Linked DNA regions of Homo sapiens: all the other regions are linked to region 3. Evidence: chromatin loops called from intact Hi-C (ENCODE). Cell type or tissue: PC-9. All regions are shown on one strand.

Region 1 (8,000 bases), 51 kb before region 3:
GCATGCTGGTGCATGCCTGTAGTCCCAGCTACACGGGAGTCTGAGGCAGGAGAATTGCTTGAACTCGAGAGGCGGAGACTGCAGTGAGCCAAGATCGCGCCACTGCACTCCAGCCTGGTGGCAGAGCGAGACTCCGTCCCAAAAAAAAAAAAAAAAAGAAAAGAAAAGAAAAGAAACTTCAAGATAGTAGACATCCAGCCCCAACTAGCATCCCCATCCACCATGTTACTGCCACTGCAAAAGCCAGACTAGTGGAAGAACAACCCAGCTGAGCCCCAGCCAACCCACAGAATCATGAGCTATCATAAAACGCTGGTGGTAGGCAAGTACGTTTTTGGTGGTTTATTATACAGCTAAAAATAACTGAAACACTGATCATGTTGCTGCTCTACTTAAGATCCTTGGCTCGGCCAGGTGAGGTGGCTCACGCCTGTAATCCCAGCACTTTGGGAGGCTGAGGCAGGTGGATCATCTGAGCTTAGGAGTTCGAGACCAGCCTGGCCAACATGGTGAAACCCCATCTCCACTAAAAATACAAAAATTAGCCAGGCATGGTGGCACACACCTGTAATCCCTGCTACTCAGGAGGCTGAGGCAGGAGATTGAACCTGGGAGGCGGAGGTTGCGGTGAGCCAACATCACACCAGTGCACTCTAGCCTGGGCGACAGAGTGAGACTCTATCTCAAAAACAAACAAACACCCTTAGCTCTCCATAGCCAAATTTCTCAGGGCTCACAAGGAACCTTCACAAGCTATGTGACTTTGGCATGTTACTTCATCTCTCTGCAACATTTTTCCCATATGTAAACTGAGGTAATGATAGCACCTTCCTCAAAGGATTGCCATGAAAATTAAGAGATAATGTATGAGAAATACTTGGAACAATGTCTGGCATACGCTAAGTGCTCTATATGTGTTAGCCACCATCGTCACCACCACCATCATCATCTTCATCATCACCACCATCATCACCACCACCAACAACACTATCATCAACTTGTGCTGCCTGACTCTCCAGCCCCTTTCCTTAATCTCTCCTCATGTGCACTCTGGAGTACAGTCATACTAAAATATTTTTCCCCAAAACTTCACACTTCACAACTCTTTACCTTTGTACATTCCATTTCTTCTGCCTGGAATGTCCTTTACCCACCTTGCCTGCCTGAGAAATTGCCATCTGTCCTTCTGTGACGCTTCCTCACATCTCCCCAGACAGTGAGGCATCTGCCCCTGTGCTCCTTTGGGCACCTCGCCCTTGTCTCTGTGGAGAGGCTTCCCATCTTTGCCACCTGTGTGGGCCTTGTCTCCTCAGCTAGACTCTGAATTGTTTAAGGACAGAGCCAGGGCTTGATTCATGAGCCAGCAAAGCATGGCATATACCAAGCTCTTAAGATGTGTTCCAGGAAGGGAAGGAGGAAGGAGTCTGCTTTTGGAGTAGTGGTTCTCAACAGAAGGGAGAGAGGGGAGAAATTTTGTCCCCCAGGAGATATTTCATGATGTTTGAAGACATTTTTGGTTGTCATGCAACAGAGTGGGAGAAGGAAGTGTTACTGGAAACCAGTGGGTGGTGGGTAGTGGACAAATATTGTGCTCAGCATCAGACAATGCACAGGACCGCTGCCACAACAAGGAATGATCCAACCCTAAATGTCTGGGCTATGCTGAGGTTGAGAAGTCTTGTTTTAGAGGATAATCACATGCTGGGGAGGGGAAGAAAGAGACACCTGACTGAATGCACAAGCTTAGCAACCTGGCTGCCCACTCCCACCCCTCCCAGCTCAGCACCTCTGGGAGCAGAGGGTACCAGGAAGGTATGGAAGTTAAAAAAGGGCTTAAATCTGGTCACCTTCCTTCCTCTCAATGTGATCCTCATCAAGACCCTTCCCTTGGTGAAGTTTCGTTTTTTAACTTCCTACAGCCTCTTCCGGCCCTGACTTTCTGGGATTCTGCATTTGTAGGTTGGTTCCTGTTGTTTCATTCATGGCCAAAAGATGTCAATGCTGCACAGACTCTCACATGCCAAGAGAGGACAAATCCCAGATAGACTGGCCTGAGTCACTGAGCCCTTGCATTACATCCGGGATGGCCCAGAAGTTAAGTTAACGCACATGCCTGAGATGCAGGTCCCCCGCCTGCCCAGATGGGTGGCCTTGAGGTTCAGAAGAAACAGGAAGAGGGGAAGGTGGCCCTTAAAGGCTCCATGGCTAACTTAGCTTTAATGTGTAGAGGCCTCTGTGTCAGTCAAAGCACTTTGCAGGGGAGCAGGGAGACATCTGTAAAATTCTCTCTTTTGTGCCACGTAAGAGCAGAAAGAAATCTCACTCTACAGACCATGGTTTCTGTAAGGGGTGGGTCCTGTAGAATTACAGTGAGCACGGCTGATGCCTGTGGCTCCTTTGGGAGCCTGTGTTTGTTGAGGGGCTGTGTTTGTTGTTTTTAACTGGCTTCAAGAGGAGGTAGAATATTGAGTAGTAGTAAAAAGCTTCATCTTTGGCACCAGACAGGAATGAGCGTGGGACGCACTTCTGTCATTAACTGCGTGACCTGGGATAAATGACTTAATCTTGTGTAAGCCTCAACCATGAGAGAGGAACAATAATAGTACCTACTTCACAGGGTTGATCTGCGGATTAATTGAGATCATGGAAATCACAGGTTTCGCATACTGCCTGGCATAACTGCCAATAAACGGCAGTTGTTACTCTGAAAGGATATTGTGGGGTGAGTGAATAGGCGAGGAGTATGATGAATCATCCTGAAATTCTCACCTAAACTCTTCTATCCAGGTAGGGTGCTGGTGAGTCGTCTTGCCGAGAGCTAACATTTTTATTGTGCTTATCATGTGCTTACAACCGTCCTCAGTGCCTTATGTACGTTCACCGAGTCCCCACGGTGACCCAATGAGGTAAGTATTACTATTCCCATTTTAGAGATGGGAAACTTAGTGAGCCCCCAGGGCCCACTGCTGGGTAAGGGGAGGCCAAGGGTTTCCGCGAAGGCAGTTTGACTCCAGGGGCCCTGGCCTTAGCAGTGCATACACTGCTTCTGACTGCAGCTAGAGACGAATGAGAAACGGGAGGGTGCGTCCCTGGGTATCCCCCTCACCCCTCCCCAGCCTGCCTAAACGCTTGCCCTGCTCCCAAACACTCGCTCTACTCCTAGATAGTGGAGCTTTGCGACAGCTCGGCAGAGAAGCACTTCGCTCTGCCCAGCTGCAGCCAGGCATGACATGGTGTCTGCAAGGAAGGGGCTCAGGTGGGCGTGGGGAGCTAGGTCAGGATGCCGCAGGGAGGTAAGAGGCAAATGGGATTCGTCACTGGATAAACTGGGACTCCGCCCCAGCACCACCTGGAGCCTGTGGGTGGCTCTGAGCCCAGGGACATACTCTCGCAGAGCTTTATTTCTCTCCCTCTAAAATGAGAGCTTAGACACGCTCAAAACCCCTGCTGGCTGTAGAACGCCAGGTTCTTGCAGTGAGGAAGGGCTAGCGTCTGCCGCGGGGTGGGTCTTGGCCGGATCCTATCCCGGGGGAAGAGCGCCACCTGGCGAACCGCTCTGAGAATGTCCCAGAACAGCCACTAGGAACAGTCTCCCGGGTACAAGGGGGAGAGGCTCTGCAATCCGAGCAAGGGGCTTCAGTTCTCTGAACCTCAGAATTCGAATGGGTAAAATGACACCGAAGAATGGCAACGAAGATAATACTTAAAGTACCTAATATCTCCCACCACCACCTTTTGTCACCACTTTTGAAATAGTAAATGGTTATAAACCAATGTAGATGATAAATTCTAGAAGTTATACAGCATTTGTTCTGAGCACTCTGACAAGCTGTAACACTGCCTCGATTTTTTCTTACTTATATTTTTTCCTTTACATTTGTTTGTTTGTTTGTTTGTTTGTTTTTAATTGTGGCAAGAACACGTGCCAGGCGCGGTGGCTCATGTCTGTAATCCCAGCACTTTGGGAGGCCTAGGCGGGCAGATTACTTGAGGCCAGGAGTTCAAGACCAGCCTGGCCAACATGGTAAAACCCCATCTCTACTAAAAGTACGCAAATTAGCTGGGCATGGTGGCGCATGCCTGTAGTCCCAGCTACTGAGGAGGCTGAAGCAGGAGAATTGCTTGAACCCGGGAGGTGGAGGTTGCAGCAAGCTGAGATCGCACCACTGCACTCCAGCCTGGGCGACAGAGTGAGACTCCATCTCAAAAAAAAAAAAAAAAGAACACTTAACATAAGACCTACCCTCTTAATGGATTTTCCAGTACACAATACAGCAGTATTAACTATATACTACACCTATATAGAGATCTCTAAAACTTAATCATCTTGCATACCTGAAATTTTATCCTTGTTGATTTAGCTAACACTTTTTGAGTGTTTGTGATGTGATAAGCCTTGTTCTAAGCATTTTATTTATATTAATTTATTTAATCTTCAAAATAGCCATGAGGAAGGTATAGAATGACTGCTCAAGTCACTGGCTTAATCCACAAGAGACTGCACCAATTTGAAAAGTCTACAATAATAACATTTGGAAGGCGATTTACACTTGATAAACATTACTTCATTTAATCCACACAACAGCCTGTTAAGATCAACATTATCTTCATCTTAAAATAAGGAAACTGAAGACCACTCAGTCAACACACATCTGCCTACAGTGTGCTGGGCCCTGGGGTGCACATGAACAAGGTGTTTGGGGTCCCCATGCCCTTGAGTGAGACTTGAGTAAGTACTCCTGAACTGAGTGTACAACGGGGGAAATCTAGGCACCACACAAAATCACAAGAGCTATAATAACTTCGTCTGGAAGGGGAGACGTTTCACAAACAATTCTGTCCAGGGTCGCACTGCTGCCAAGCTCTGTGCCTGCCTGTGGTACGGGACCCCATGTACGACTTACAGACCAGTTAGTCCACAACAGTAACTTCCCCTTCAGCACCTGAGCTCCTTAAGAACAGTGCCTGTGTCCTAATCACCTGCATAACCCAACACCCAGCAGAGAGCCTGGCACGTGGGGGTTGCCCATAAACACTTGCCTAATGAAAGCTCTGTTCTTCTTCATGCCCACTTGCCCTCCCTCCTTTCTTTCCCCAGACCTTCCTTTTATTCTCAGCAATCCAGAGATTAGACTTTGGCTCCTTAGCACAGTCTCCTGCCATAATTCTCAAACCCAGAGTAGTTACAAGAACGGTAGAATGAAAATGGTATCGGGGAGGGGAGTGGAACTAGTAGGTCTTAGACATTCACTCTGTGCTCAGCATTCTATCTTTAGCATCTTAAATCTAACAGCAGCCCTGGTGGGTAGGTAGTAAATGGCAGAGCTGGGATTTTACTCTGACGCCCAGGTTCACCATGTTCTGCTGCCCTTGGCTCTCTCCTCCAAGCTACAGCGAGTGGCCGGTGCTGTTGTCAGTGAGGGATAAAGCTCAAAGCCTCCCATTTGGGCTTCTCCCCCTCCGCACTAGGACCTCCCCAAAACCAGGAGTTTCTTCCAGAGGTCGTATGCTCACTCCCTGAGGGCCTGGGATGCATCTTCCCAGGGCTTCCCATTTCCAATTTTGAGTCCCTTATTCCTGAAGAAACTCCCAGGGGACAGGTATTCAGGGACAGTCCACTGGGTTGCAACAGCTAATGAAACTGACATCTGACAGATACCATTCTCCACCTGCTCACCTGGGGAATAATATCACTAAGCTCCTCCTCTGTGCTGGCCTTCTGCTAAGCCTTTCTCAACAATACCTCATTTAATCCTCACAACAACCTTCAGAGGTTGTTCCATCTCCATTATGTCAGGGTCCTGAGAACAAAGAAATGTCAGGTTGGGCCTTCCAGGAAGCTGACGCTAAGACAAAATTAGACATACAAAAGACTAATTGGAAGAAACATCTAAGAAGGATAAAGGAGTGAGGGAATAGGAGCAGGCCCAGAAAGTCTCAGACCCTGCTGCAGGTCTGCCACCAAAGAAGAGAGAAGGGGAGGAAGGATTGGGCAGGAAGAGCCTCAGGCTTCGGGACTGTAGTGTCCTCCTGGTGCTCAGTCACTGGTGAGGGCAGCTCAAGAAGAGTGTGACCTCCACGCGAACGCTGCGGTGTAACAGGGAGGGGCTGAAGCTACCCACAGCCCTCACAGGAGGTCCTCTCTTTTTTTTTTTTTTTTTTTTTAGATTTTTTTTGTTGCTGTTTTTTATTTTTATTTTTTTATTATACTTTAAGTTCTAGGGTACATGTGCACAATGTGCAGGTTTGGTACATAGGTATACATGTGCCATGTTGGTTTGCTGCACCCATCAACTTGTCATTTACATTAGATATTTCTCCTAATGCTATCCGTCCCCCAGTCTCCCACCCCCCGACAGGCCCCAGTGTGTGATGTTCCCCACCCTGTGTCCAGGTGTTCTCATTGTTCAATTCCCACCTATAAGTGAGAACATGCAGTGTTTGGTTTTCTGTCCTTGTGATAGTTTGCTGAGAATGATGGTTTCCAGTTTCATCCATGTCCCTGCAAAGGACATGAACTCATCCGTTTTTAGGGCTGCATAGTATTCCATGGTGTATATGTGCCACATTTCCTTAATCCAGTCTATCATTGATAGACATTTGGGCTGGTTCCAAGTCTTTGCTATTGTGAATAGTGCCGCAATAAACATACGTGTGCATGTGTCTTTATAGTGGCATGATTTATAATCCTTTGGGTATATACCCAGCAATGGGTTTGCTAAGTCAAATGGTATTTCCAGTTCTAGATCCTTGAGGAATCACCACACTGTCTTCCACAATGGTTGAACTAATTTACACTCCCACCAACAATGTAAAAGTGTTCCTATTTCTTCTCCACATCCTCTCCATCATCTGTTGTTTCTTGAATTTTTAATGATCTCCATTCCAAATGGCGTGAGATGGCATCTCATTGTGGTTTTGATCTGCATTTCTCTGATGACCAGTGATGACGAGCATTTTTTCATGTGTTTTTTGGCTGCATAAATGTCTTCTTTTGAGAAGCGTCTGTTCATATCCTTTGCCCACTTTTTGATGGGGTTGTTTGATTTTTTTCTGTAAATTTGTTTAAGTTCTTTGTAGACTCTGGATATTAGCCCTTTGTCAGATGGGTAGATTGCAAAAATTTTCTCCCATTCTGTAGGTTGCCTGTTCACTCTGATGGTACTTTCTTTTGCCATGCAGAAGCTCTTTAGTTTAATTAGATCCCATTTGTCTATTTTGGCTTTTGTTGCCCTTGCTTTTGGTGTTTTAGTCATTGAAGTCCTTGCCCATGCCTATGTCCTGAATGGTATTGCCTAGGTTTTCTTCTAGGGTTTTTATGGTTTTAGGTATAACATTTAAGTCTTTAATCCATCTTGAATTAATTTTTGTATAAGGTGTTAAGGAAGGGATCCAGTTTCAGCTTTCTACCTATGGCTAGCCAGTTTTCCCAGCACCATTTATTAAATAGGAAATCCCTTCCCCATTTCTTGTTTTTGTCAGGTTTGTCAAAGATCAGATGGTTGTAGATGTGTGGTGCTATTTCTGAGGAGGAGGTCCTCTCTTAAACCTGACCTGAGCAGCACAATCTCCTGGCTGCCACAAAAAAAAGTCACAAAAATGACAACCTATTATACATGTCATTCTATAAAGTATTTTTTTAACTTAGAGACTTAAGAGAGATGTTTGTTTTTCAAATACGTTCATAAGCGAGATGTTTGTTTTTCAAATATTTATGTGTAATCATTATACACGGCTCTTTACACACTTGTATGACTTTTTTTTCTTTTTTGAGATAGGGTCTTGCTCTGTTACCCAGGCTGAAGTACAGTGGTGCAATCATGGCTTACTGTAGCCTCAGCCTCCCAGGCTCAAGCAGTCCTCCTGCCACAGCCTCCCGAGTAGTTGGGACTAGAGGCACGTGCCATCACGCCTGGCTTATTTTTTGTGTTTTTAGTAGAGATGGGGTTTCACCATGTTGGCCAGGCTGGTCTTGAACTCCTGGCCTCAAGCAATCCACC
Region 2 (8,000 bases), 1.4 Mb after region 3:
ACAGAATGAGAAGTACAGGAAATGATCAACATATGAGGTAATAAAAATATACTTTAAACTATTTTAAAAATATAATTAACTATTTAAAGCAATGATAATAATAAATTACATGGTTTATATACAAGTAGAAGTAAAATGCATGGCAGTGATAGGACGAAAGCCAAGCAAGGTAAAATGAAGTATTCTGTTGTAGGGTCCTTATATTCCATAATATAATTATTATATTTTCAGAATCGTACTTGAATATAGACTGTGATAAATTCAAAGTTATAAGTTGTATGCTCTAAAGCAATCACTAAGAAATTGAGCATATAATAAGCTAACAAGGGAGATAAAAACAAGGGAGATAAAAAGAAGCATAAAAACATTCCCAAAAAGGCAGAAAAAAGAGAGGGAAAATGAACAAAGACCAGATAGGACAAATAGAAAGCAAATGGTGAGATGGTAGATTCACACTAAATTATATCAATATTCACATTAAATTTAAATGATGCTTATTATCTAGTTAAAAGACAAGTGTTGTCAGACTCAATAAAAAAGCAAGACCCAACTACATGCTGTCTACAGTAAACCCACTTTGAATATAAAGATACAAATGAGGCTTCAAGGGAAAGGATAGAAAAGAGTATACCATCAAATATTAATCTAAAGAAACCAGGAGTGGTTTTATTAATATATCCTGCAGTGAAGCAGGATTCCTTGGTACAAGCTGGCTTAAACGTGGATTCCGGGTTCTACCTGGGGATGGGACTAGCCCACAGGATGGAGAGTTGTAAGTCTTGAATGCCAGACTAAGGAGCTGGCATGGATGTGGATAGACAATAAGTTAACTGAAGGGCTTGGGGTGTAGCCTGTGGAATGCCTGGAGTGGGCTGCAGACTGGAGACAGAGACCCAGGGAGGGTTTCAGCTATGGGGTGATGGAGGCTGGGACCACTGCAGGGCAGTTAGAGATGCAGCGATGCCTTTGAGAGGCTACAGACATGGGACTGAAAGGCAGAACATCAAGAACAGAGGGAAAGGAGGAGAGAATTTTAGCCAGAGCTTCCATCACCCCATACCTGAAACCCTCCCTGGGTCTCTGTCTCCAGTCTGCAGCCCACTCCAGGGATTCCACAGGCTACACCCCAAGCCCTTCAGTGAGCCTATTGTTGGTCTGTTTAGCATTTGCTGCCTATCTATTATGTGACAAGCTCTGAGCTGCTGGCACTGTGGAGAGTTCAGAGATAAGGAAGGCACAGACCCCACCTTCCAGAAGCAAACTATGAGTCTGTACTAGTAGGGTTTGTATTATCCTAACTTGCATTATGATAAATCTCCAATAATGCTCTGGAATGGAGCATTTCCCAACTCACTCGACCATTTGAAGAGCAGAGGCATAGCAGGGGTTATCAATTGTTGAGCCTTACTGCAGGCCAGATATTTTATCTCAGCTGAGCTTGAGGGGCAGCACATTGCAGTGCAGCACTAAGATGTGAGGGGTGCCTCTCATAAAACTCCAAATTTATCTCATTTTTTTTTAAACTTTACGTTCTAGGGTACATGTGCACAATGTGCAGGTTTGTTACATATGTATACATGTGCCATGTTGGTGTGCTGCACCCATTAACTCGTCATTTACATTAGGTATATCTCCTAACGCTATCCCTCCCCCGTCCCACCACCTCACAACAGGCCCCGGTGTGTGATGTTCCCCTTCCTGTGTCCAAGTGTTCTCATTGTTCAATTCCCACCTATGAGTGAGAACATGTGGTGTTTGTTTTTTTGTCCTTGTGACAGTTTGCTGAGAATGATGGTTTCCAGCTTCATCCATGTCCCTACAAAGGACATGAACTCATCCTTTTTTATGGCTGCATAGTATTCCATGGTGTATATGTGCCACATTTTCTTAATCCAGACTACTGCAGCACTATTCACAATAGCAAGGACTTGGAACCAACCCAAATTTATCTCATTCTTATGAACGTCTGCCATTCCACAAGCTGGAAGACAGGGAATAAATGTGAGTCCTGTAGGAAGGCATGAGGTGGGAATGCAGACAGGTAATGTTGTACCACAGGTGAGCTCAATCAAGTTAGAGGCACTCACTCATTTCCCTACCCTCTGAGGCAGATCAAGGAATCCCCTCCAGCAATTTCCCAGACCATTGGCTACATGGTGGTGCTGGGGGAATATTAAAGGAGCAGCAGCATTTTACAAATGCCTGGTTTACAGGTGAGGAGAGGCTTTCAGACTTGTCCAAGGAAACACTGCTGATAAGACGTGGGATTTGAACCCAGATCAGTCTTACTACAAAGTCCAATCTCTTACCTCCTGTGTAGTGTGGTTTCCTAGGGCTGGGGGGGTTAGAGGAAAAGAGTTTCCAAAATACTCCTTTGCAGGATAATAAACCCATGATTCCTTTAAACACCGAAAGCAGGTGCAAGAATACTAAATAAGCCTAGAATATCTCGTACCAGAAAATAAGGAAATGTTCAAGGAAGGACGTTGGCATGTTAAAGTGACAGAGGGGCCAGCTTGAAGGGGCTCCCACTGGCCAAAGCCAGGGAAATTTGAATGTCAAAAGAAATAGTCACAGTAATAGATTATAACCCATTAAATAAAACAAGAATCCACGAATCCTTACCAAGTACATATACGAATGAATGAATGAATGGATGGATGGATGAGTGGGGAGAGGAGAGATCTTTTCCTTACAGTTAGATTGCCAACTGATACATTTAGAAGGTATGACAGAGGCTGGGCACGGTGGCTCATGCCTGTTATCCCAGCACTTTGGGAGGCTGAGGTGGGAAGACTGCTTGAGGACAGGAGTTCAAGACCAGTCTGGGCAACAAAGTGAAACCCTCTCTCTACAAAAAAATAAAATTTAAAAAGTTAGCCAGTTGTGGTGGTATGTGCCTGTAGTCCTAGCTACTTCGGAAGGCTGAGGCAAGAGGATTACTTGCCTAGGAGTTAGAGGCTGCAGTAAGCTATGATTGTGCCACTGCACTCCAGCCTGGGGCAACACAGCGAGACCCTGACTCTAAACAAAAGAAGGAGGAGGAGGAGAAGGAGGAATGATGGAATCAGGAAATCACCATTTGGCAACTGTGTTAGTAACAACTTCATCCAGGCAAAAATCCCCAAAGAATGCTACAACTAAACTTTGATGATGAATGACATCATTCCGAGGTACCTCCCCAAGAAAATACTTATTGCTGACAAAGGGGAAAAGAAGAACTAAGGAAAAAATGGCGGACACCACCTTAATAAGGCGATTGACGTTCCTGCACCAGTAATGCGGCAAAGAGAAATTGTGTGCTACCCACTAGGACGCAATGAGAACACAGCATCATTTCTGTGATGTTCCTACTGAAAACAGGCAACCTGAACCCAATAAGAAAGAAACAGCAGCCAAACTGGAGCTGTGGGACCTCCTGCAACATACGTAGCCTAAAATCTTCAAAAGCATCAAGGTTGTGCAAGTCTATGGAAGACTGAGGAGCTGTTCCAGAATGAGGGAGGCTAGGGGGAAATGACAGCTAAATGCCGTGCAGGATTCGGGACCGAATCCCTTGCTCTGAAAGGCATTATCGGGATAGCTGGTTAAACTTGCCTGGAGTCTGAGGATTAGGTGGTTACAATGCATTGATGTAAATTTCCTGATTTTGGTGCTTGTGGTTAGGTAGAGAATGTCCTCATTTGTAAGAAATATCCACAAAATATTTGGGGGGTGGTGGAGTATCACGTTAGTAACTTACTTTTTTCCCCGCTAAAATGGCTTGGGGGAAATAGCTCTTTTTACTACTGCGGCAGCTTTCTGTAAATTTGAAATTATTATACAAACCCGAAGGTGCTTTTGGGCAGTTTTCTCGCCGTTGTTACCTGATGAAGGTGTTACTCGTGGAAAGGAAAGGACTTTCTGAAGAGGGTCGAAGGCCCCCTTTTCCCTCTCAGGCCGGTGAAACTCCTGGGGACTCCTCGCACAACAGACAGAGGACAGCGCCAGCGCCCCCAGAGGTGGTCGGGAAAGGGCCTGGGGTGGACTCTAGAGACCTGCAGCCACGCGCAGCTCGCCGCCGCTGTTGCAAGCTGATTGTCGTCGTCAGCAAGTTCTTCCTTCTGGAATCCACCACTTGGGCCTAAGGGGAGGCTGGTTTGTGTCCTGGAAGAACCGGGTCCCTCCGCCCTAACCATCAGGTCGGCGTTACTTGAGGCGTTCTGATCCCTTCAGCCTTCCGATCCCTTCAGCCTTCCGGTGCCAGCTCTGCAGTGATGGCGCCCCCTGGTGTCCAATGAAAGAGGCGCAACTGCCGTTAAGTGCAGATCTTCCAGGGGAGAGACAAGTATTTCTGCCCGCCCGATTCCGATTCCCAAATTTACTCCTCCTTGGACCAGCCAGCCCACCTACTTCCATTCATTTGGGCATGTGTTCTTCATTTTATTCATTCATCTGTTTGTTCATTCATGCACCCACTGCGTTCCGGGTACCGAGTTTGACCCTGGAAGTACACAGGTAGATCATGGCCAGGCTTTAGCCTCAAGGAGCCCTCAGGCTGACGGAGGCACAGGCTCTCACACCACAGCAGGATCTCTGCCTCCTGAAGGTAAGTGCAAGGGGCTCTGGGAGCACCCAAAGTGATCTAGGAAGTCTTCCAGGAGCAGGTGACCACAATTCAGCTCCTTTTTATTCCCACTGCCACTGCCCTGTTCTCTAAAGCCCCTTGCCCCTCTGTCCTCACAGCTGGAGCATCACTACCCTCTCTTCCAGGGCTTCCGCTCAGTCTAGACCTGGCGGACAGAGGGCTATCCTCCTACTTGGCCACAAAGGCAGGCATAGGCACAGGCAGCCCTGAGGCACAGCTTCCCCTGCTGATAATAGCGTTGATGACAAGGATATGGATATGGATATGGATATGGATATGAATATTAATAGAAGCTGACATTTAGTGAGGGCTTAGTTTGTTCTAGGCACTGTGCTAAGAATTGTACAACATGACACCATCTAATCCCCACCGCTGCCCATAGACATTGGATACTGGGATCATACCCATTTTACAGTGGAGGAAACTAAGGCTCAGTGAAGTTAAGGAGGGAACCTCACCAGTCATCTTCCAGTCAGGGAGTCTGCAGCTTCTCATAATCCATACCTGCCATGCCATGCTCCCTACCTTCCCTGCTGTTCACTGCAGAAGGTCCCCAGTTCTGTCAAAGGTCATCTCTGGACCCATCACTGCATGTTCTAGAGAGCTTGACTGCGTAAATACTTTCTAATGCTAAAGTATTGTTGGAAACCTCTCCTCCCTTCAGAGGAGACTGCTGCCCTCAGGGGGCTGGGACTTCCCCAAACCACAAAGCTACTACATGGCAGGGCCTGGACATGAATAGGGGTCAGAGATATTTCCACTTCTCTATCCCCAAGGGCATCTTCCTCAGTGGATGCTCAATGAATATCTGTTGCTTGCAGAAAACTGCCTCCTATTTAACACCTGATATTGACCTAAAACTATCAGGACTTTTATTTCCAATGCTCAAGCTGGTTTTGTTTGTGATAGCTAGAATCCTCATGCAATGACATGAAGGAGATTGAACTGGCCATTGCGGGGCCATGGCGTACATTTTCCTAGTGCCCACTATGTGCCAGACGTGGTTATACTCATCACATCATCAGTTCCTCATGACGGCTCTTCAGAGGAGTCCATTTGACAGATGAAGTGGAGTCCCAGAAAGCTGAGAACTTTCAATACCCTGGAGACGCTCAGAGCTACTCTTCAGGCCCCCGCACCCTTTTCTGTCCCACTAACACACCAAGCCCATTCCCTTCTCCAGGCCTTTGCACTGGCTGTTCCCTCTATGCCTGCATGCTCTTTCCCAGGGTCTTCTCCTGGCTGGCTGTTCCTCATCATTCAACTCTCTGCACAATGTCACCTCCTCTGGCCACCCTACTGACCCCTGTCACTCGCTACCTCACTACCCTGTCCAGCGGTGGCTGTGCTCTGAGACCCTCATTCATCTATGAGCTTGCCTGTTCATTGAATTTATTTCCCGCATGCATGAGAGCTCCCTGAGGGCAGGGACTCTGTCATCTGTGTCCCAGCATCCAGAACAGTGCCTGACGTATCAGAAGTGCTCAGTGAATATTTGTTGAATGAACGGAATCATTTGCCGGTCTTGTCCATTGGATCTCTGACAGCCTTCTGATGTAGTAGGAAGATGGCCCTTCCTACCGCTGCTGCTCAGCTGTGACCCCAGTCCCTGGGGACCCTGCCAGGTGTCTAAGCCATCTGATAGAGCATCTTTCTAACCCACACTTCTGTCCATGTCACTCTCCTCCTCAAAAAACATCATCGTCATCATTATCATCATAATCATCATCATCATCATCATCATCATCATCATCATCATCATCAATCTGTCACTTGATGGAGACTGTGAAGCTGTCTGTCATCATTGCTATATTAAAAGTCCCCCGTATTTCAAGGTTTTATCCCAATTTAGAGATGGGGGAACAGAAGCTTAGACAGGTTGAGGAACTCGCACAGGCCCACACAGCTGCTGAGTGGGCAAACTGAGATTTGAACGCAGGTCAGTGTGATCCCAGGTCCCCACTCTTAGCGGCTGTCTCCTACCATAGAGCATAGCTTTCACGTGCATCAAACTTGAGCATGTGTCAGAATCATCTGGAGAGCTTGTTAATACGCAGGTTACTGGGCTGCACTCCCAGAGTTTCTGACTCCACTTGTCTAGGGTACGGCCTGAGAATATGCATTTCTAACAGGCTTCCAGGTAAGATGACCACTGGCCTCACACTGAGAGAACCACTGGCCTGGAAAAAATACACAGCAGCCCAAACAAATAGAACTTTGTCTGCAGTTTCAGGAGGTTCATGGATCCCCTGCAGCCTCTCCATGTGCTTTGGGAATAGGGAAGGATCTGTGGACCTCACCTTCAGAACCACTGTTCAAACAAACAATGTAAGTCAGATCCACGACATCCTGAGGCCCTGAGTTCTGTTCAGCAAGTTTCCTTTAAGCAAGGGCCACCAGAGTCTCGGCCTTAGTCCCTTTGCAAATCTGACTCTTTCTTACTAAAGTTAATTATCTGACATTGAAACGTACCCTAGCTGACACACCACAGAAAGGCCTCCACTTGTCTCACCGACGCAAATGATAAATAGAGGGCCCAGAGCAATTTCTCTCAGAGATTTCATGTCAGTATTTTAATAATCATTGAGCAGGGCCCTGGGAGCCAATTACAAAACTAGGACAGATTTTTTTCTAAAACTACTTGGTTTCCAACTCCTAAAACTTGTAGGCGTCTAAAACTGATGGATCTGAAGGGTTCTGACATAGTTTCCCCCAAGGATGAGTCGTGCATAGAATTTGAAATTTAGTTCCAGGAAAGCTGAAGCTGTGATGTTTCCCTCCTCTTCCCCTTCCTCCTCCTCCTCCCGCTGCTCCTCTTCCTCCCTCTCCTTCTTCTCACTCTCCTCCTCCCATTTTCCTCTCCTCTTCCCTCCCCCTTCACCAGTCTCCTTACTAAAACTGAGTTGCCCTGAGACTGGAGCCTGGATGTGGGAAGCCTGCCCGATTGTTGGCTGTGGGCACTGGGAGCCTTCAGCCTTCATCCTTTCTCTCACCGCTCTGCCAGCGGTTGGGGAACCTACACCAACTGCCTGGGCCACAGGGGGACTGGGGGGCCTGGGGCCAGGGTTCAGGGAAGCTCTGGGGCTGGGAAGTGGCCAGCCATGCCTCCCAGGACAGTCTCAGGGTCTAGGACCCTTGGGAACCTTGGCTGGTTTCCCCTCCTGCCTTGGTGAGTTCCGGATTCTAGGCCCACACATGGCAAAGACCTGAGTCCTGTTAAAATCAGGTCATCCTCCCACAGCCCCCATGGTGACTCCAGCACAGGCTAGTAGCAGGTACTCAGTCATCAATACAAGCCTTCAAAAATGTAAATCCGATCATCTTGCAGCCGCTCTCCAATCACTGGCTCCCATCACACCTGGACTAAAACCAA
Region 3 (8,000 bases):
TCATTTATTATAGTCCTGAGTTGCCATAGGTTATATTTATTGAGTGCCATCTACTCTATGTCAGACACTGTCCTAAGTGCTTTACGTGCACAATTTAATTCAGTCAACACATATTCACTGCACACCTTGTGTGTGCCAGGCACTTTTCTAAGCAAAGAATATTTTTGTAGAGAACAAAACAGATGAAAATCTCCTTCTTGGAGCTTACATTTCAGTAGGGAAGGTCTTATTTAATCATCACAACAAAGAAAAGAGATAGGAAAGGCAAGGAGAGAGGGAAAGGATATGTATGGACAGAAAAAGATAATTTAGGGAGGGGAATGCAAAGGAGAAGAAGGTTAGAGTAAAGCATCATCTTCAGGGCTTTGAGATGCTGGATGAAATGGATAAGTCCCTGTCCATGCCTCAGACTCTTCAACATGATGGCTAGGAGGGTCCCAGTACAATGGGTTTAGTGAAAAGTCTGAGTTGTAACTATGTTTGAAGAAATATGCTTCCACATTATTTCAAATGTAGATGGTAATTTGAGGTGCTAACAAAGTCTTTCTGAATAGACTTTCTGAATAGTCTTTCTGTTTTAATAAAGAGATCAGACACATCTGTAATAAGCAGTGTTCACTTGCACATGTAACTCTTCTTTCTTCCAGCTACTCTGGTGAAAGGGAAAAAAAATCAGTGGCCTAATGATGAGCCAGCTAGCTGGCTGAATTTCTCACCAGCACCAACCATAATATTAATAGATACCATTAACTGAGAACTTATTATTTGCTACATAACAAACTACCCCAAAACTTAGTAGTTTACCACAGTGATTTATTATTTCTTGTCATCCCGGGGGTTGGCAGGTGAGTTCTGGGCTCACCTAGGCTTGCTCATGTGACTGTAGTCAGATGGTGGGCTCTGCTAGGATGCTGGCTCCCTCATGCCTCTTTTTTCATGTGGTCTTTCAACATGCAAGAGTTCAGGCTGGGCTTCTTTACATAGAGGCAAGAGCAGTCCAAGAGAGGAAAAAAGGAGGCTCTTGCAACCTAGACTTGGAATTAGCCAGTGACACATCTGCCACATTCTAGGGGGTCAAAGTAAATCATAAACCCAGCCGAGATACCACCTTTTCTAGAAAGCAATAGTGGTACTTATAACCATGAGAAGAATTGTTGAAAAACCTTTGTAGGCAATCTACTTCATTTGCCATGTGCCAGAAATTTTACCTTATCTCAGTGAAACTTCCCAGCAATTTATGAGATAGTCACCATTGTATCCCTATTTTCCAGTCAAAGAAAATGTTCCTGAAAGGCTAAATATCCTTTTGCAAGTTGGTGGAAGATCTAGGACCAATCTTAATCGCGTTAGAGTTCCAATTCACAAGCATCCTTCAATAAGGGATCCCAATTCACAAGCATCCCTCAATAAGGTCAGTAGAGTTAGAGGGATTGAACCCCATATTCCCTCCTCCCTGAGGGAAGAAGAAGAGCCTGGAACAGTCATGTGCTGCGTAACAAAGTTTTAGTGAATGCATGGACCGCATATACAAAAGTGGTCCCATAAGATTATAATACTCTATTTTTCCTGTACCTTTTTTATGTTTAGATACACATATACTTACCATTGTGTTACAATTGCCTACAGTATCCAATACAGTAACATACTGTCAGGTTTGTAGCCTAGGAGCAACAGGCTGTATCAAACAGCCTAGGTGTTGTCAAATTATACCCCCAGTTAACAGACAAAATGGATTCTCTGTGGCTCAAAAGTAAAAACAGACCCAAGGGGCCATGGAAGGGTGAGGGAGCAGTCAAGCTCTTCGTGTCCTTAGAGAATGCTGCAAAACCTGTTTTTCTGCAACCAAGTCAAAGAAGAGTTCCTGGAAACAACGGCAGCTGGGAATTCCCCAGTTGACCACCACAAGACCACCTCCTGCCAACAGACAACCTGGAACCAGCCAATTAAGAGAGACTGGTGATTTGGGGCTTTAAGGCCATCTAATCGACACTCTGTTTCTGACTCCCCTGATTACCCTCCCCTGTCCTGCAGTTTTTGCCTTTATAATCTCTAACTTTCCACCCTGCTTAGAGCCCACTTCTGTTTTACACCTGAAGCTGCATTTCCCCAATCTGCAGATTGTTTTTTACAGAAAATAAAACTCTCCCCTTTTCCTCCACAGATGTTATGGACATTTTTTTTTTTTTTTTTTTTGAGATGGAGTCTCACTCTGTCACCCAGGCTGAAGCACAGTGGCACGATCTCAGCTCACTGCTGCCTCCACCTCCCAGCTTCAAGTGATTCTCCTGCCTCAGCCTCCTGAGTTGCTGGGATTACAGGCACGCATCACTACGCCTGGCTAATTTTTGTATTATTAGTAGAGATAGGGTTTCACCATGTTGACCAGGCTGGTCTCAAACTCCTGACCTCAGGTGATCCACCCACCTCGGCCTCCCAAAGTGCTGGGATTACTGGCGTGAGCCACCATGCCTGGCCTCATGGTCTTTTGTTAACAGTGTGTAGCTGGCTATGGGTTCACACAATGACAAAATCACCTAACAGCACATTTCTCGGATCATATCCCCTTCTTTTAGCAATGCATGTCTGTAGTTAAGAGCTCTGCAGCTGGGGTCAGGCCACCTTGGTGTGCGTTTGAATCTTGGCTCTAAGTCTCATCAACTCTGTGACTTTAGGCCAGTTAGTTAGCCTCAATTTCATCACCTGTATAACACGGCTAATAAGAATATCTACCCCCATAGACTATTATGTGATATACAGGTAAAACTCTGCCTCAACTGAGTATGTGCTCTGTAAATGCTGATTTCTGTTGTTGTTCCCTGAGTGTCCTGATTGGTTTACCATGAATCAAGCAGTACTACAGTCCCAAGGCCACAGTCTCTAGGGCTGTTGTTGATGCTGAGCCTATGTGGCTTTATCATCATTGTCCCTGCTGATCTTGCTGGTGATTCTGCTTTGCCTTTGGCACCGTGTTGCTGCTGCAGTGACCACTGCTGAGGGATCCTGTCCCTTTCTTTGCTCATTTGTTGCACTTCCTGCTTCCTGCAGCTGCCCCTTTGTGCAGGAGACCTGATGGCTATCCATGTTTACCTACAACATTCTCCCTTGTCAGTGCTCTTTTCGTTCCTCTGATATCACACAGGGAGGAGAGAATGGAAGTTTCCCAGATTCAGGACATTCGCTGTATTTGACTCCTATACTAACTCAATTTGTGTTTTCTGTGCTTTGCAAAAGCAGTGTTTCAGCAGGAGGAACCACTAGGTGGCAGGGGTGCTGCATTCCCCAGCTCATGACCTTCTTCCAGTAATCTCAGTTATAAGGATACAGTTCCTTTCCAAACGAATGAGCTGCTTTTAAATCAACTTACTTATCAACATGAAATTCAAGGAGAAGAATAAATTTCATATACATTCTCTTGAAAATTTACTGTGATGGCACTAAGTCCACCAACAAGCTCTCACAGGGGTTATGTTACTAAAGCGGTTTTATAGCCCTTGGCTTGAAAGGGCACGGGAAAAGTAAATAAGCCTCTGCTTGCTTAGAGCACAGCCAAAGCTGATTGTATTTCCCTCTAGTTGTTAACACCTGACAGGACAAAGGTCCTTCGGGTTAAAGGTTCATGGACTCCTAGGCTATTATTTCATTAATAAGATTATATTAATAGATACATCTCTTATCTCTCAATGAGGTCCCAAAAGGTTTTCTTGGGGGAGATGGAATTTCAGTAGTGTACTGAATGAAAAGCAGGTGTAGGGGCATCCTTCTTTCAATTACATCCCCACAGGAATCCAACTGGCCAAGTGGGATCTTCTTTTAACAAAATAGATTGGGGAGTACAAGGAAGGGAGGAGAGGTAAAGGCCAGGAGTGCCAATGAAACCCTTGTCTCACAGTGCGGGGGATCAAGAGATGCTGTGCATAACTGACAGAACAAGAAGATGTTTAATACTAATATATCCCTTACACTTAAAAGGTAAATTTAATGTAGAGGAACAAACTACATTGGGTTGTAGCTATAATGGCAGAAGAAGGAAGGGGGCGACAGGATGGTGGTAATGTTAATAGGCTAAACTTCAAGTACCATAACAAAGTCCGCAGATAATAGCAAAAATTGAAAAAGCAAGAAATGGCACTACAAACGTGTCTTTTAGAGCCATGAAGGTAATCACCATAGAAACGAAAAGCAGAAGTGGCTAACAGTCCTTGCCTCTCTCTGCAGGAGAGGAAGAAGGTGGGCAAGGGAGTGGCTGTGCTATCTGACTTTCTACCCAGGACCTTGTTTTACTTTAAGAATAGGCAAGGAGGCCGGGCGCGGTGGCTCATGCCTGTAATCCCAGCACTTTGGGAGGCCGAGGCGGGTGGATCACGAGGTTAGGAGATCGAAACCATCCTGGCTAACACGGTGAAACCCGGTCTCTACTAAAAAACACAAAAAAAATTAGCCGGACATGGTGGCAGGCGCCTGTACTCCCAGCTACTGAGGAGGCTGAGGCAGAAGAATGGTGTGAACCCGGGAGGCGGAGCTTGCAGTGAGCCGAGATTGCGCCACTGCACTCCAGCCGGGGTGACAGAGCGAGACTCCATCTCAAAAAAAAAAAAAAAAAAAAGAATAGGCAAGGATAGGAAGACATTAAGGTAAAAAAGATATCCAGGTTTGTGGGAACAAGCACCACTGAGCTCCTCCTCATTTGTGTCACTATATCTGATATGAATCATCACACTTAATCATATGCTTGTTTACTCTTTAGTTTAATATAACCACTACTTCCAGTTAGAAAGAAATGAGTGGCTTCAATTTCTACATGTAATGTTACCTGTCTCAAACTGGCATTTTCTAGCAAGATCCATTTTAGTCAATATTTTCCAAGGAGGTCATCTGGTTCTTTCTGATATAAACGAACATACCATTTTTCTTTGTAATAAACCAGAACCATAAAGAGCATATGTGCCCACTTGTACTTACTTTGTGACAGTTTAGCCTCGTTCTTGGCCATGCATCTGTCAGCAGGACATGGTTACTCTAAACCAGCAAATCTGCTAAGTCTGACCCTCAAACTTCCTCTCCTTTCTTTTCAAACCCAAATCTAAAACACCAGCAATGACAGCCCATCCTTCAAAACACCCCAGAATTTGACAGTTCTCACCACACCCACCCCTAATATCCTAGTTTGAGATATCATCATCTCTCACTTGGACCAATGAAATCACCTAGTAACTGCTTCCATTCCTGCTCCCTAACATTGTCCAGGCAGCAGCCAGAGTGATTGTCTGTTTGTTCGTTTGTTTTGGTCAGGCACGGTGATAATTTGTGAGACACTGACTTCTACGATGTATCCATCCCATCTCTCTTCCACCTCTATCCTGCTCACTCCTCTGCAGCCTCACTGGCCACCTGGCTATTCCTAGGCCCTGCTGAATATGCTGAGGCCTTCTGCCTGGGATGCTCCCCTCCTGGCTATCTAAATAGCTTGCTCTGTTGTTTCATTCAGGGTCTACTTTGTCACCTTATCAAAGAGGCTTTACCTGACCACCTGACATACAATAGACATATTCCTCCACCTCTCCAGCACCGTCCACCAACCACCTTGCTTAATTTTTCTCCCTAATGCTTATTACCACAGAAATGTGATGTATATATTTTCTGTATTATCTGTTTCTTCCATTAGAACACAAGTAATTTATAAAGTAAAGACATTTATTTCTCACATTTCTGGAGGCTGGAAAGTCCAATGTCAAGGTGCTGGCATCTGGTGAGGGCCTTCTTGCTATGTCACCCCACGGCAGAAGGCAGAAGGGAAAGAGAACACACATGAGAGGGAGAAGGGAGCAAAACTCATCCTTTTATCTGGAATCCACTCCTGCAATAATTAACCTACTTCCATGATAACAGCATTAATTCATTCATCTAGGTAGAGCCCTCATGATCTAATCACAGCTTAAAGATCCCACTTCTCAACACTGTTCCAATGGGGCTTAAGTTTCAAACACATGAACTTTGGTGGCACACATTCAAACCACAGTAACATACTACCGGTGAACAACATGGGATAGAGAGATATTTCCTGAACCGTGAGACCTGTTTATGGGACTTTTTTTTCTTTTTTTTTTTTTTTTTTTGAGACAGGATCTCACTGTCACCCAGGCTGGAATACCATGGCACGATCTTGGCTCACTGCAACCTCCACCTCCCAGGCTCAAGCAATCCTCCCACCTCACCCTCCTAAGTAGCTGGGACCACAGGTATGCACTATCATGGCCAGCTAATTTTTTTTTTTTTTTTTTTTTTTTTTTTTTTTGAGACAGAGTCCCGCTCTATCGCCCAGGCTGGAGTGCAGTGGCGCAAACTGGGCTCACTGAAAGTGCTGCCTCCCGGGTTCATGCCATCCTCCTGCCTCAGCCTCCTGCGTAGCTGGGACTACAGGCGCCCGCCACCACATCCGGCTAATTTTTTTGTATTTTTAGTAGAGATGGGGTTTCACCGTGTTAGCCAGGATGGTCTCGATCTCCTGACCTCGTGATCCGCCCGCCTCAGCCTCCCACAGTGCTAGGATTACAGGCGTGAGCCACCACGCTCAGCCAATTTTTGTATTTTTTGTAGAGATGAGGTTTTGCCATGTTGCCCAGGTTGGTCTCAAACTCCTGAGCTCAAGCAACCCACCTGCCTCGGCCTCCTAAAGTGCTGGGATTACAGCCATGAGCCACTGTGCCCAGCCTGGGACATGATTTTAGATAGTACAAAGATAGGCATTAAATAACACCAAATCAGGTCAAGAGAATATTTTCTTTTGATGACTTAATCTCTCTCATTATGTCAAGAAAATCTCATTATTGCTAGTTTGTCTCTAATATTTGTAATTTGTATTTTTTTATATTATTTTATTTTGGGGGGTGGGTGTGGTGGCTCATGCCTGTAATTCCAGCACTTTGCAAGGCCAAGGCAGGCAGATCACTTGAGCTCAGGAGTTCAAGACCAGCCTGGGCAACATGGCAAAACCCCATCTCTACTAAAAGTACAAAAATTAGCCAAGCATGGTGGTGTGAGCCAGAGGCTGAGGTGGGAGAGTCGCTTGAGCCTGGGAGCCAGAGGCTGCAGTGAGCTGAGATCGCACCACTGCACTCCAGCCTGGGCAACAGAGTGAGACCTCATCTCAAAATATATATACATTTTTTTTAATTGATAATGGGATCTCACTATGCTTTCTGTCTCTATATATTTGCCTATTCTGGGTATTTCATGTAAATGAAATCATGTAGGTATTTCATGTAGGTATTTCTCAACAACGAAAGACATGTGGTCTTTCGTGTCTGGCATCTTAGCATAATATTTCAAAAGTCCATCCATATTGTAGCATGCATCTGATGGTCTTAAACTCCTAGGCTCAAGTGATCCTCCCACTTCTGCCTCCCAATTAGCTGAGATTACAGGCACACACCACCATACCTGGCTTGATAATTTATCCTTAAGGAATAGAGAATGTTACTCTTCTGGGGAGTATGTAAAAGAAAAAAAAAAAAAAAGAGTATAAAATGGGCCTTACATTAGAGCCTAAGAGCCTTTGCAAGGAACAGTGTCTGACCAGAATTTAATAACTTTGCTTTGTTTTCATTGTATTTATTCTTAAGGATACTATTTATTTTCATTATTTGCCTGGTAATGTGTTAATCACATTTAAGTCTCCCAATATAAGTCTAGGAGGGAAATGATGAGTTACCCATATGACCAAAGTTTCCTTTTTCCTTTATAAAAGTTCACATAACACAAAATTCCCCATTTGAAATTTTTTTTTTTTTCTTTTTTGAGATGGAGTCTCACTCTGTCTCCCAGACTGGAATGCAGTGGCACAATCCCGGCTCATTGCAACCTCTGCTTCCCAGGTTCAAATGATTCTCCTGCCTCAGCCACTCGAGTAGCTGGGATTAGAGATGCACGCCACCACACCCAGCTAGTTTTTGTATTTTTAGTAGAGACGGGCTTTCACCATGTTGGCCAGGCTGGTCTCAAAC

The links. Peaks named below come from ENCODE experiments on the same cell type or tissue, not always from the same donor. Only the 100,000 strongest peaks of a DNase experiment are listed, where the experiment ranks them.
Region 1: it touches region 3 in a loop (2.2-fold over the local background); 4 of 110 quality-filtered maps call a loop at or near these places.
Region 2: it touches region 3 in a loop (20-fold over the local background); 2 of 110 quality-filtered maps call a loop at or near these places.

What each region holds. Positions count from the first base shown.
Region 1 is chr3:9,299,220-9,307,219 of GRCh38, forward strand. It overlaps a transcript of SRGAP3 not described here. Among named protein-coding and RNA genes, the nearest start is that of SRGAP3-AS4, 53 kb to the left of the region's middle. RefSeq lists a silencer at 3,532-3,641. In PC-9, CTCF peaks have their summits at 3,549 (motif pointing left) and 3,800; a DNase peak (open chromatin) is centred at 3,492.
Region 2 is chr3:10,734,800-10,742,799 of GRCh38, forward strand. No RefSeq gene overlaps it. Among named protein-coding and RNA genes, the nearest start is that of LINC00606, 25 kb to the right of the region's middle. In PC-9, CTCF peaks have their summits at 4,265 (motif pointing left) and 4,465; no DNase peak of the experiment used is centred here; H3K27me3 peaks cover 5,056 bases.
Region 3 is chr3:9,350,099-9,358,098 of GRCh38, forward strand. It overlaps a transcript of SRGAP3 not described here. Among named protein-coding and RNA genes, the nearest start is that of THUMPD3, 9.0 kb to the right of the region's middle. In PC-9, a CTCF peak has its summit at 3,255 (motif pointing right); DNase peaks (open chromatin) are centred at 1,843, 3,503 and 4,703; H3K27ac peaks cover 4,202 bases.